2 separate regions of the Homo sapiens genome follow, and region 1 is linked to region 2. The links are chromatin contacts, found by Hi-C or POLR2A ChIA-PET in ENCODE. All regions are on one chromosome and are shown on one strand. Each heading gives the region's core, a stretch centred on a gene start or an enhancer-like site at or near the end of the contact. The rest is flanking DNA. Distances are from core to core; before and after follow the strand shown. Region 1 overlaps RYK (receptor like tyrosine kinase). Region 2 holds the start of TF (transferrin).

Region 1 (5,804 bases), core at 1,250-3,749, 470 kb after region 2:
GAGTGAGATTCTTGGCTACCAACCATCTGGGATTATCTCAAAACTTCACCTGCCAGTGCTCTTTTCTCACTTGCAACTATAATCATGAGTTGGACATACTTAAATCTGTGAAAAAACAACAAACTCTATTTTTCACCTTCTCACATACATGTAAAACATATTTTGGTAAATAAATTCCTTACTTTTGTAGCACATTTTCCTTCGTTTAAAATTTAAGACGGTAAAATTTTTTGAAGAATTTACTGTCAAGTTGAGCTGCATTAGTATCATAACTTCAGAATCTACTTTGCCAGTACAGGAAAGCTCTACCCGAAACACTGTTTAAAAAAGATAAGAAAAATATTTTACATTTTCTAAAAATCAACATTAATGCCCCAAAATGATTCTTTTAAACATTTTAGAATTACTTATTTTTGCTGCAAGAAAACTAAAAGTAATACATTTAAATAAAGTAACTAAACAAAAGTTTTTAGAGATCTTCAGACTACCACACCTCTAGACATTAAGCATTTAATTCATTATGGATATAAAAGTTAGTATTAAAGAACAAACCAAGACATCAATGAAGAGATAATTGTTTTCAACTTCTGCTCATTGTTTTTAATACACCACTTTGTCTCATAAGTCCTGCTATTCCAGTACACTAAAACTGAAGGATCATAAGGCAAACCTTAACAGACACATCAGCAATAGTAACAACAGAAATTACATGATCAAATGGAAAGACAACTCACTACCAAAATGCAAGTATGTCTGCTCTTAATAAAAAGATTAAATATAAACCTGTAAATGAATCTGATAAATTGTCAGCTATCACCTTTCTCAACAGAAATTGATTTTAATCCATAATTGTAACAATGGGATAACAGACTTCAGTGCATATAATTTTTTTCCCCAATCTTTAAGATTCTTTTCCTACAAATTTAAAACCTATCATTCTACCATCTGTATGACTGCATTAAAGATATGGGCATTTCTAAATTCCTTTACTGCCCATAAAAATTTAAGCAGCCCTCCTGTGCTTTATTTAAGCTTAATGTATGTCACTGATAACAGTGAATATGACTGCCAGAAAAAGTTTCACAACACTATTGTGGCTGATACTTTCAATTTTTAAAAATATCCATTTCTTACAAATACCACAACTTCAAGAGCCTAAGAAGTTAGCTCAAAAGCAGTTAAATTGGTGTAAATAATACACTTATTCATTTACTCAGACTGTACTGAGTGCCTATCCTGCACCATACTCTATGCTATGCATCAAGGGAATTGCTAGATATGTAATCAGTGCAAAAACAGTTAAATATAAGGTTCTAAGGGGTAGGAAGAATAGAAGTTAACAAATGAAAGAAGAGAAGGTGGCAGAAAAAAGACAGTGCAGATCTTGAGTCTTGCAGAATGAGTAGGATGAATAGAAAGGAGTTCACGAGCAGAAAGAGGAAAAGATGATCCCAAATACTGAGACCAGCACATGCAAAGGCTTGAAGATCAGAACTGCATGTAGTCTGGAACTGCTACAACTCTGGGGCAAGTGCAGCAACAAGGCTAGACAGGCAGGCAGGGGCAGATGGTAAAGGATCCAGGACACAAGGTGGTGAGTCTGGAATGTTCAGTTGATGGGAGTGGAGAGCACTGATGGGCTTCACGTCACAGGGTCAAACATGACCGTGCAAAGATCATCTGGGCCACAGGGTGAAATGTGGTGCCTAATCAAAGGGAAACAAGATCAGGCACAGGGACTCATGTGGAGGTAAGTACCAGCAATGCAGAAAAAGAGACAGGGAGGGCGGAGCACAGAGAGTTCCAGAAGGACAGAAAAGAGAGAATGGTTTAAGAACACAGTGCAAATATTTACAAAAATTACTTTTCACAGTACTCATACATCTTATGCCTATCAAGTAATACACACTACACATCAGTAAACTTCTGTTTTGGGGCCATAGGGGATGCAGTTGAAAAAGTATGTTAACTCTGTCTTTGAAGACTCTTACTTACCTGATAAAGTGCGTGGAACTTCCCCCTGAACAGAAATGTTGACCTGGGGCATATCCATTGCCAAAACATTGTCCACTTGGAATCCCAGCTTATATTCAACCTGTAAAATAGACAAAAATAAACAAAATGGACCTGTGATAACAAGAAGGATACTATCAGCTTGACTTCATTAATTGGCTCATTAATCAATGGATGAGCCTTTCATATGTACAAATAATCTAGCTATAAAAAAATGCAAATTGTCAGAAACAGTCCTAAGAATTTTCAATTGGATAAAAATTCAACCAAGTAAGCCACCCTCTATTTTAAGTCCACAACAGGACCACCACTCTTCCATAAAACCTGCCATCTAGGGTCAGAAATCCTGCTGAGAACTATGCAGCACTGACAGAGAGGCCATGGAGAGCCAGATATGAAGAACCAAAGCGGTGAGATATGTAACTGACAGACCATAAATAGCTACCAATGCCTTCTCTGGTTGATAAATGAAAGCCAAGCTCGGAGGGCCTCCTTGTGGCTGGTGGAGGAAGGTCTGCTCTGCAGACCCACTCACACAATAAGCAGATTCCAAGGTAGATTTCTCATAGAATATCTAAGTCACATCCTCTAGTCTTGCTCTCACCAAAAAGAAAGTTCATGTTTAGATCCCCATTTGACCTCTGGATCTACTTCTTAAGTGATTCAGAATCCAGAAGGGAAGACAGGCAACCCATGAGATGTCTCTAAAACACCAATGTTATCTATCAATACTTGGCCTACCCAATGTGGCTTAACAGAACCAATCAGCATCAATAATTAAGGCTCTGTTGCTATGGAGAGTTCATGAAAGAAGCAGCTCAAACTGCAAAGCAATAGCTGAAATTCAGAATGGCTGCCAGCATCAAGACTTTCAATGAAGCCCTACAGTTCACATCACTCTCTGCCCTGCCCACAGGTTCTTGATAACTATGGTATCCCTCTCTCATTCAGTGGTCACAAAAGGTATCATTGGTGGCAGACTGAGATTTGCAGAGCCACGAGGCAGCAGGTTGGGAAAAGAGTGAGAAGAAAGATGTTCGATAAACCATTCTTCAAGAAACTTAACTAGAAGAATGGGAGACAGATGGTGAAGTGGGGGGTGTTCCAAAGCTTTTCTTTGTTTTTAGATGAGATATTCAAATATGTATATATGCTAGTGAAAAAAGCTAACGAAATGGTACATAATAAAGATGAAAGAAAAGAGGGAAAGAGTATCATCCCAGATATAAGGGAAGGGATGGCCCTTACGCTTGGGCTAAGGTGGAAGGCGTTGTTACCCATGAATAAGAAGGGCTCAGTCCAGAATTTGATTCCCCTTGGGGTTTCTCCTTTCACACTCTATTTAAAGTGTCTTAGCTAAACACTGTAGGGGTATGCAAACATTAAACTCTTCCTTTGCAGTTAAGATAGGTACGTAAACAACTGTTAAAGGCTGTGTTTGATAAGTGCCACATTCCCAACAAAGGAAATGTTCTTGCTGCAGCACATCAGTGACTTCGAGGTACCTTGGCTAGGAAGTGTTCACATTCACCTTAGCATATCACAATACCATTGCTGCCACCAGGGGGTGCTAGAGAGCCACAGCCAAGCAAGTTTGGGCAGGGAATGAGCAAGCTCTCCAGCAATACATCAAAGAATGCATTATACATCCCTACACCGATGCTATCTCTGAACAGGACCATACATGAAGGGTAGGTGCACAAAAGAAATCAGCACCGCCAGCAAGAACTGGGTTTGGAACCATGAGACCATGTGACTCTTAGGTAAATTTGTAACTTCTCTGAGTTTCCATATTTTGTAAAATAAGGGTAATACATGTTATGAGGATCAAATAAGATCATTAATGCAATACATACTGTTAGCCTGGCACAAGTCTCCTCTGACATCAGCAGCATCAGCAGTCATTCCAGAACAGCTACCTTATTGCCATGCTGCACTTCTCCATAATCATCAGCCCACTGCTGGCCCCAGGGATTCTGACACAAACCCTCCTGGGTCTGTCAAGAACACTGTTGCAGGCCTTCTGTTTTTTCCCCATTCTGAGAACCTCCCTATTCAGAACAGCCTCCTACACTCTCTGCCTCTTCACAAATGTCTTCCCACCTTCTCCCACAACCTGGCTTTCCTCAGAAGTCATCTGTTCCCCTTCCTATCATTCAGTTCCTACAACACCTGACCCTCAGGGCCTAGACAGTAGGGTCGGCACTCTTTAGGATCACTAGGTCCTTCCCAGACATCCCTTCCTCATGCCCTCATGCAAATCCCCTCTACTTTGAAGTTTATAACTTCTTTTTTTGAGACCGAGTCTCACTCTGTCACCCAGGCTGGAGTGCAGTGGCGTGATATCGGCTCGCTGCAACCTCCACCTCCTGGGTTCAAGCGATTCTCCTGCCTCAGCCTCCCGAGTAGCTGGTGGGACTACAGGCACACGCCACTATGCCCAGCTAATTTTTGTATTTTTAGTAGAGACGAGATTTCACCATGTTGGCCAGGATGGTCTCGAACTCCTGGCCCCAAGTGATCCACCTGTCTTGGCCTCCCACATTGCTGAGATTACAGGTGTGAGCCACCGCGCCCGGCCGAAGCTCACAGCTTCTACTCATAATGGCTACTTCTCATGCCATCAACACCAATAAGCCACACAGGACTTGCAGAGGCCTTGGTCTCCTGCCATGTTCTCCCTGGCTTCAATATTCAGTATTCAATATCCTGACACGCTAAAGAATTACTTCACTACCAAAACAAATGCAAAAATGCCATTCTATCAAAGATCCCATCACCACCTCTGATTCCTACAAAACTAGTTCTCTGATTCCATCACTCCAAGTCAGCCAACATTTATGAGGCACATTTATGAGCCAGGTGCTGTGTTCATAGCAGGATGCAGCAGCCAGTTAAAGCCACTTCCCTTCTCTCCAGTATAGCCGTGAACACCTAGTTTCATGTTCTCCACAGCCCAAGCCCTAAAGAAGGCAACATTACTGACAGTCATATTGGCACCTTCAGCTGGTTGACTCCTTCCAAACCCTCAAAGGGCAGCTCTAGCATCCTGACCACCCCTTCTTACTCTACTCCTGCTGCTCAGCACTGCTGAAGGAAATCCATCCTACAGAAAAGGAGCTCTTACACAACAATGACCTCCAGTCTCAGGGGAGGCCCTTAGTTCTACTCAGCAATCCCTTCCTCACTGACCCTCTTTTCCCTCGTCTTATTCCAACCTTACAGGCCTTCCCCACCTCCTCACACTCAATGTTTTTGTCCCTTTCCACTAGTACAGAGGAACCCCATTTCTGCCTTTCTTTTCAACACCCCGGCAGATCTATTAGAGCATCTATTCTTTTCATTCTAGTCCCAAGGAAAGGTCCATTTTCCTCTCCAAATGTAAATCCTTCAATCCTAGTACACTAGGGTTCTAGCCCATTTCACCACTGATGGGATATCTTAATCGTCAATTTCTCTCACTCTCTTTTACCTTCAATCCCTCTCAAGTGTCCAATTACCTACTAGGCAATTCTATCTAATTATCCTACAGCCTTCCAACTTAACAAATTCAAAGCCACACTTACTATTTCCCCAGAAACTTGCTGTCTCCTTTATTCTAGGTCTCAGTTATCACAAGGAGAGAAGGAGCAGACCAGAGACCAGAACCCCAAAGTAAGCAGAGAGGGCCTGGCAAAGGGGTCCAGGGCCATAACTGCAGTTAAAAAAGCAGCTAAGACTGGCGCCTGAGCATCTCAGTGTGGCAAGGTGAAAAGGAGGAGAGAAGGGAAGGAAATGAGGCTGTGAGTGTA
Region 2 (5,452 bases), core at 1,552-4,051:
TCCTCAGTTTCCTTGTCTCATCTGTAAGATACAGATGCTAAAGCACCAAAGTCAGAGGGGTATGGTAAGTGCTCAGTGAAGCTCCCAGTAAATCTCAGCCATCATTAAGCTATTAAAAGGGACAGTGATTCTCCAACTCCAGAACATCTCTGGTATAGAATTAAAGAATATAAATGAGAGCACAGGTACAAGTGTCATGGACATGGAGCGCTGTAATGTTAACCTCTTACCTTCACATGCTCCTATAGACATATACAGGCATAGGCACCCCATACAGCTAGGGCCATGCACACATGTACACCCCAAAGCTGGCCTCACCCCTGCCTACCCCATCCAAGGAATGGCAAGCACGAAGCTCTGCTGTTGTCCTCTTGAGCAAAAGCCAAGGCCCTGGCCTCTCCATCTAGGTGTGTGTAGATGACGTGGGAGCACCAGTTCTCTATGTCTTGTCTGAGCTTCCTTCATATCCCATGAGGCTGTATATTTCCTTCCCAGCACCTGTCTTGGGCTTGGACTCAAAGGACCCTTCTGAGGACAGGGCATAGAGCTGGCTGCTCTGGAGAGGACTCAGCCTGGCCAGTAGGTAGTTGCTCCCTGCTGAGGGGCTCTGGCTAGGCTATGGGCCTGTGGCTGGAGGACTGGCCTCAGCGGGGCTTAGTCTACGAATGTAGATGGGCTCCAGAAAAGGAGAATCACTGACCATCTTCTTTCCATGCCCTGCGTTGAGCTTCCCTGAGTTTGTGGCATGGGCTCAACCTTTCGTAACTGCACTTCCTGCTCTCTGGCAGACCCTGCAAGCTTACTACAGGGCCTGTCCATGCATCAGCTGTATGTGTGCATGCTGCTCTGCTGGGTGCCTTCCAGTTAGCCTTGCCCCTGACTTTTCCTGCTCATCTCACATCCTTACCTCAAGGTCTCCAAATGAATCCAGACCACTGCCTAGAGCCTGCTGCAGGGGCAGTAGGAATATGGCCCTCATGCTAACAGTCTTCTTTCCCTATGGCTCAAGCACAAGGGGCCCGTGGACGGGCAAGGGGGGAGTAAGACAGGGCAGCAGTGGTCACTCTCCCTCGCTGGTGAGGCTGATGTGTTGGGAAAGCCAGACTTGACTTCTGTCCTCACTGTAAACAGAAAGCTTCTGTAGTGGACTCTAAAGTGGGAGGTATGTAACCCCTTTGCATATGAGATAATCTTTTGGAGTGTGGGAGAACATAATCTAACTTCCAGTTATATTTATTGTTATTGCAAAAGATTAACAAATTATCATTCATTCATATTGAATGTGTGAATTGGCCCTATCTCCCACCTGAGTCTGCAGTCATGACAGATGGAGCCTTTCAGGTGTCCTAAGGGAAGATGGGGTTCACCTCACAATGCTAAAGGTGAAAAGGGGAGTGCCGACCCTGCCCTTTGTTTTGGCATTTTTATTTCCATACTTTGTGGTTTGTATGTGCCCAGTTAAACGGATGTACAGATTAGATAATCTGGCTTTAACTCCAACCTTCACGAGATGCACACATGCCTTAAAAAGATTCTTACAAAGAAACTAGAATTAGGAGACAATTCTGACAACACAAAAACAAGTGAACAAAAATCAAATGACTGACCTGACGTGTCCACTAGGCTTGATATGAGCTTGGTCAACTAAAACATGAGACAGAATGAATGACCATCTGGTCAGGTTGGATAAGAAGTAACTTTTGGCAAAATCTCTGAAGTCTGGATTTACACTTCGTGGAAGGAATCTTGACCTTTCCCCAAGTATATTATGCCTTGAGATAATAATCCTGTATAAGGCCGCATAAGCAAAACGACATTTGAAAATGAGTTTCATCTTTAGCTCATCCTTTTACAAATTTCTATTCCTTGTGCATGATTGAAGTGTACACATTTTTTAGTTAAAATATAAGCATATAGAAGGCACAAGTTCAATATTTTTCATGATAAGGATGTGTAATTAAACTGGTTAGGAGACTCATCGACTAGAGGGGGACATGGTGGCCCCAGGCTGTAAGAACAGGCCACACCGTCCACTGGGCCGCTTGCTTTGTGCTAAGATGACACTTTGTTCTGAGCCTCACAGTGTCTTGACCATGTTCCTGGAACCTTCTTGTTGGAGGGAGTTCATCTTCCCCTATGACTCTGTCCCTAGTCTAAGGTGTCCCACAGGAAGCTTGAGGGCGGGAAGTTTTCCAGCCCAGGAGCCTGAGCTCAGCGGGGCAGGAAGAGGGAGCAGCTCCTCCGTGGGGGACCTTTGAGAGCCCAGGAGCAGGATTTCGAGGGACACCTGGTGGGGAGCAAAAGGTGCTGAGTCTGTCTTTGACCTTGAGCCCAGCTTGTTTCTCCTGCATCCTCCCCCAAAAGGGGCTTTGCCTGTCATTCTGCAGTTCTAGTGTGGGGTCTGGGCGCAGTTCTTTTCCCTCTCCAGCCTCGGAGTCTTCCTCTGTGGACTGCGCAGATAGGACTGGTGGCACGGACCAGCTCTGCAGCCCTGGAGTCAGGAGCAGAGCCCCCCGGCTCCCAGCCCGCCGTAGCCGCTCCTGGCACCGAGCGAGCCGCGATGACAATGGCTGCATTGTGCTTCATGTCCCTTCCCATCAACATTTCTGTGCTGGACTCCTTCCACTCGCGGGTCGTCTCCAGAGCTCAGAAAATGAGGTGATCAGTGGGACGAGTAAGGAAGGGGGGTTGGGAGAGGGGCGATTGGGCAACCCGGCTGCACAAACACGGGAGGTCAAAGATTGCGCCCAGCCCGCCCAGGCCGGGAATGGAATAAAGGGACGCGGGGCGCCGGAGGCTGCACAGAAGCGAGTCCGACTGTGCTCGCTGCTCAGCGCCGCACCCGGAAGATGAGGCTCGCCGTGGGAGCCCTGCTGGTCTGCGCCGTCCTGGGTGAGTGCGGGCACGGGGTAGCACCGCAGAGTCGCTGGCCCGCGCGTTCCCTGCAACCCGGGCGGCCACCGCGCAGCCTGCATGCACTCCGCGCTCAGGCTGGAAGCCTGGGTGTCTGGGTGCCTTTCCATTGCCTCTCTACGCCCCACCCCTGGCCTTTGCTTGGGCTTCTAGACACCTTTCACTGCACTCACTGTCTTCTCCCCCTCCTCCTCTTTGTCCAGTAAATCTTGCAGCAGTGAAATACAATAAATCAGAGCACGTCTAACCAGGTTATCAAAACCCTTTGCTGCTGCCTCTTGTCAAGTCCGAACTCCTTAGCATGGCATTCAAGGCCTCCCGGGTCTGACCATTCCCCTTTCAGAGGCTGATGTCCCCTGGGTGCCCTGGGAGCTGTAGATGTCCTGCCAAGGAAGCGGTGCCATCGAGCGGTCAGAGCATGGGGTTTGAAGCCAGACTTCTTGGATCCAAGTCCTGGCCGGCTCCTCACCAGGGAGGGGGTCATCACAGCACTTGCCTGGGAGGGTCAAATGAGGGTCAGCGAGGTGGCAGATGCTGAGTACCAGTGGCAGATGTTGCACACATCCTGCTATGGGGCAGTGGCTGACGCCACACTCCCCGACCTCCTGAGGTGGGGCCCCCTTCATACTCTAACTTCTGCCTGCCATTCATGGGGCATTTGTCACACTGTTGGGGCTTCCACGTTTAGTTTTCTCTCCCCATAAGCTAGCAATTCCTTGAGAGAGGACCCCACGTTACTTGCCTTTATCCCCGCACAGAGCACTTCACAGGCTGTGCAAGGTAATGCTCCACTGAGGACACATTCTCGCCTATGGGAACTCTGGAGGCAGGGCTTTGTGGAGGGGCTGCCACAGGCTTATGTTGCCTCCTAGGATTTCCCATGGGCCAAGAGGGAAAATGGGGGTCGCTGGGGTGGCCATCCCTGGTGGCCCCTCCTCATGCATCCTGGAGAGCTGTGGGCCTCCTCTCCACAGGCTTTGTGGATCTTCTTCAGAGCCAGTGAGTCAGCCTTGCTGTGGTGGCCCACAAGGAGTGGAGATGACAGAGGGCCTTGGGGACAGGGCAAAAGCTCATGTGATAGGGATGCTGTCTCTGCAACCACATGGATTTTAATAGTTACCCATGGCTGGCTTCAGCTTTTTTTGTGAATGGCAGCCAAAAAGTGTGGTGAAAATGGAGGGATAGTTCAGTGGAGACAGAGGGGAGACTGTTGAATTTGTGGAGTTTTTAGTTCTTCCTAAACAGAGAGCAACAGACAAGAGTTACAGACAAATTAATTCTTTTCGTTAATTTACCCTCAACTACTGGCCAAGAAGGGGTGTAACTCAGAATGTTTTCTTCTTTTGTGCCCTGAGTAGCAGACCCAGAGTCTGGAGACCCAGATTCTAGGCCTGGCTTGGCCAACGACAAGCAGGGTGACCTTGGGTTAAAAAAAAAAAAAGGCATCATTCTCTGAGTCTCACTCCCTCTTCTCAAAAAGATGGCAATTCCTCCCCCGCTGGTTTTCCATAGTTGAGGTAGCAAGCCAATGTGTTGGGGTAGCTGAAAACGCCCTGTGCATACTGAGGCTTATGTTCCATGGGGGGCCAGGGGCCAGGACAGTGATGGGAGGAGACAAGGCGGATACAGAGGAGCAGATTGTCATCTCCAGCTGGGAGGTGATGGCCATGCCTGCACCCCTCTGGCCAGCAGAGGGTGGTCAGTAGGAAACTGGGAGGCCATTAGGGCAACCTTCTATTGGCTCAGACTCAGAATGCAGTAGAACTTGTGCCCTGTAGTGTTCATGGACAGGAGTGAGAGGAGGACAGGACTGAGGGGATGTGGCTGTCAAGGCCTTTCTAGGGGCGATGCTGTCTCTCCCTCAGCATAGGGAGTGGGCCCTTCCACCTCTGGCCTCTCTCCCCCAGGGCTGTGTCTGGCTGTCCCTGATAAAACTGTGAGATGGTGTGCAGTGTCGGAGCATGAGGCCACTAAGTGCCAGAGTTTCCGCGACCATATGAAAAGCGTCATTCCATCCGATGGTCCCAGTGTTGCTTGTGTGAAGAAAGCCTCCTACCTTGATTGCATCAGGGCCATTGCGGTAAGTCGCTGCTGCCTAAAAGAGAGTGGAAGAAAGCCATACTTTCTCTGTTTCCAGTCACTTTGGAACAATTCTTTACTCACAGGTAGGAGGCTGATATATGGGGCAGTCAACCTTGACTTACTAAAATCACTTCAAAAGTGGAAATGGGGAGGTTTTCTTTAATGTGTCTGGAAAGCAAAAGTCAAAAAGCACATTAACTTTTGCTTTCCAGACACAGTAGACGCAAGGGTGACTGTTTTGAGACCCTAGGTTCTCTGAACTTGGCGAAAATATAAGAATGCCTGCTATCAGGCTGGGCGCGGTGGCTCATGCCTGAAATCCTAGCACTTTGGGAGGCTGAGGCAGGTGGATCACCTGAGGTCAGGAGTTCGAGACCAGCCTGGCCAACATGGCGAAACCCCATCTCTACTAAAAAATATAAAAATTAGCTGGGCATGGTGGTGCATGCCTGTAATC

What was found. A loop is a pair of places that touch in the nucleus more often than their neighbours do. ChIA-PET counts read pairs that join two places held with the same protein, here RNA polymerase II (POLR2A).
Region 1: a map with no recorded cell type shows a loop between it and region 2 (5-fold over the local background). The contact joins the enhancer-like site here to the promoter of TF in region 2. A Hi-C loop is called at or near these places in 1 of 37 single-sample maps with no recorded cell type. POLR2A ChIA-PET finds 5 or more read pairs at or near these places in 1 of 52 experiments (H1).

Annotation. Positions count from the first base shown.
Region 1 is chr3:134,209,513-134,215,316 of GRCh38, forward strand. It overlaps RYK (receptor like tyrosine kinase), which reads right to left. Exons shown (of 15, transcript NM_002958.4): 3 at 1,996-2,095; 4 at 183-317. Among named protein-coding and RNA genes, the nearest start is that of RYK, 38 kb to the right of the region's middle. Within about 2 kb of position 2,500, at least 2 of the 41 ENCODE cell types and tissues checked have a DNase peak (open chromatin) inside an H3K27ac peak, as active enhancers do.
Region 2 is chr3:133,743,592-133,749,043 of GRCh38, forward strand. It overlaps TF (transferrin), which reads left to right and starts at 2,802. Exons shown (of 17, transcript NM_001063.4): 1 at 2,802-2,892; 2 at 4,821-4,993. The coding sequence starts at 2,850.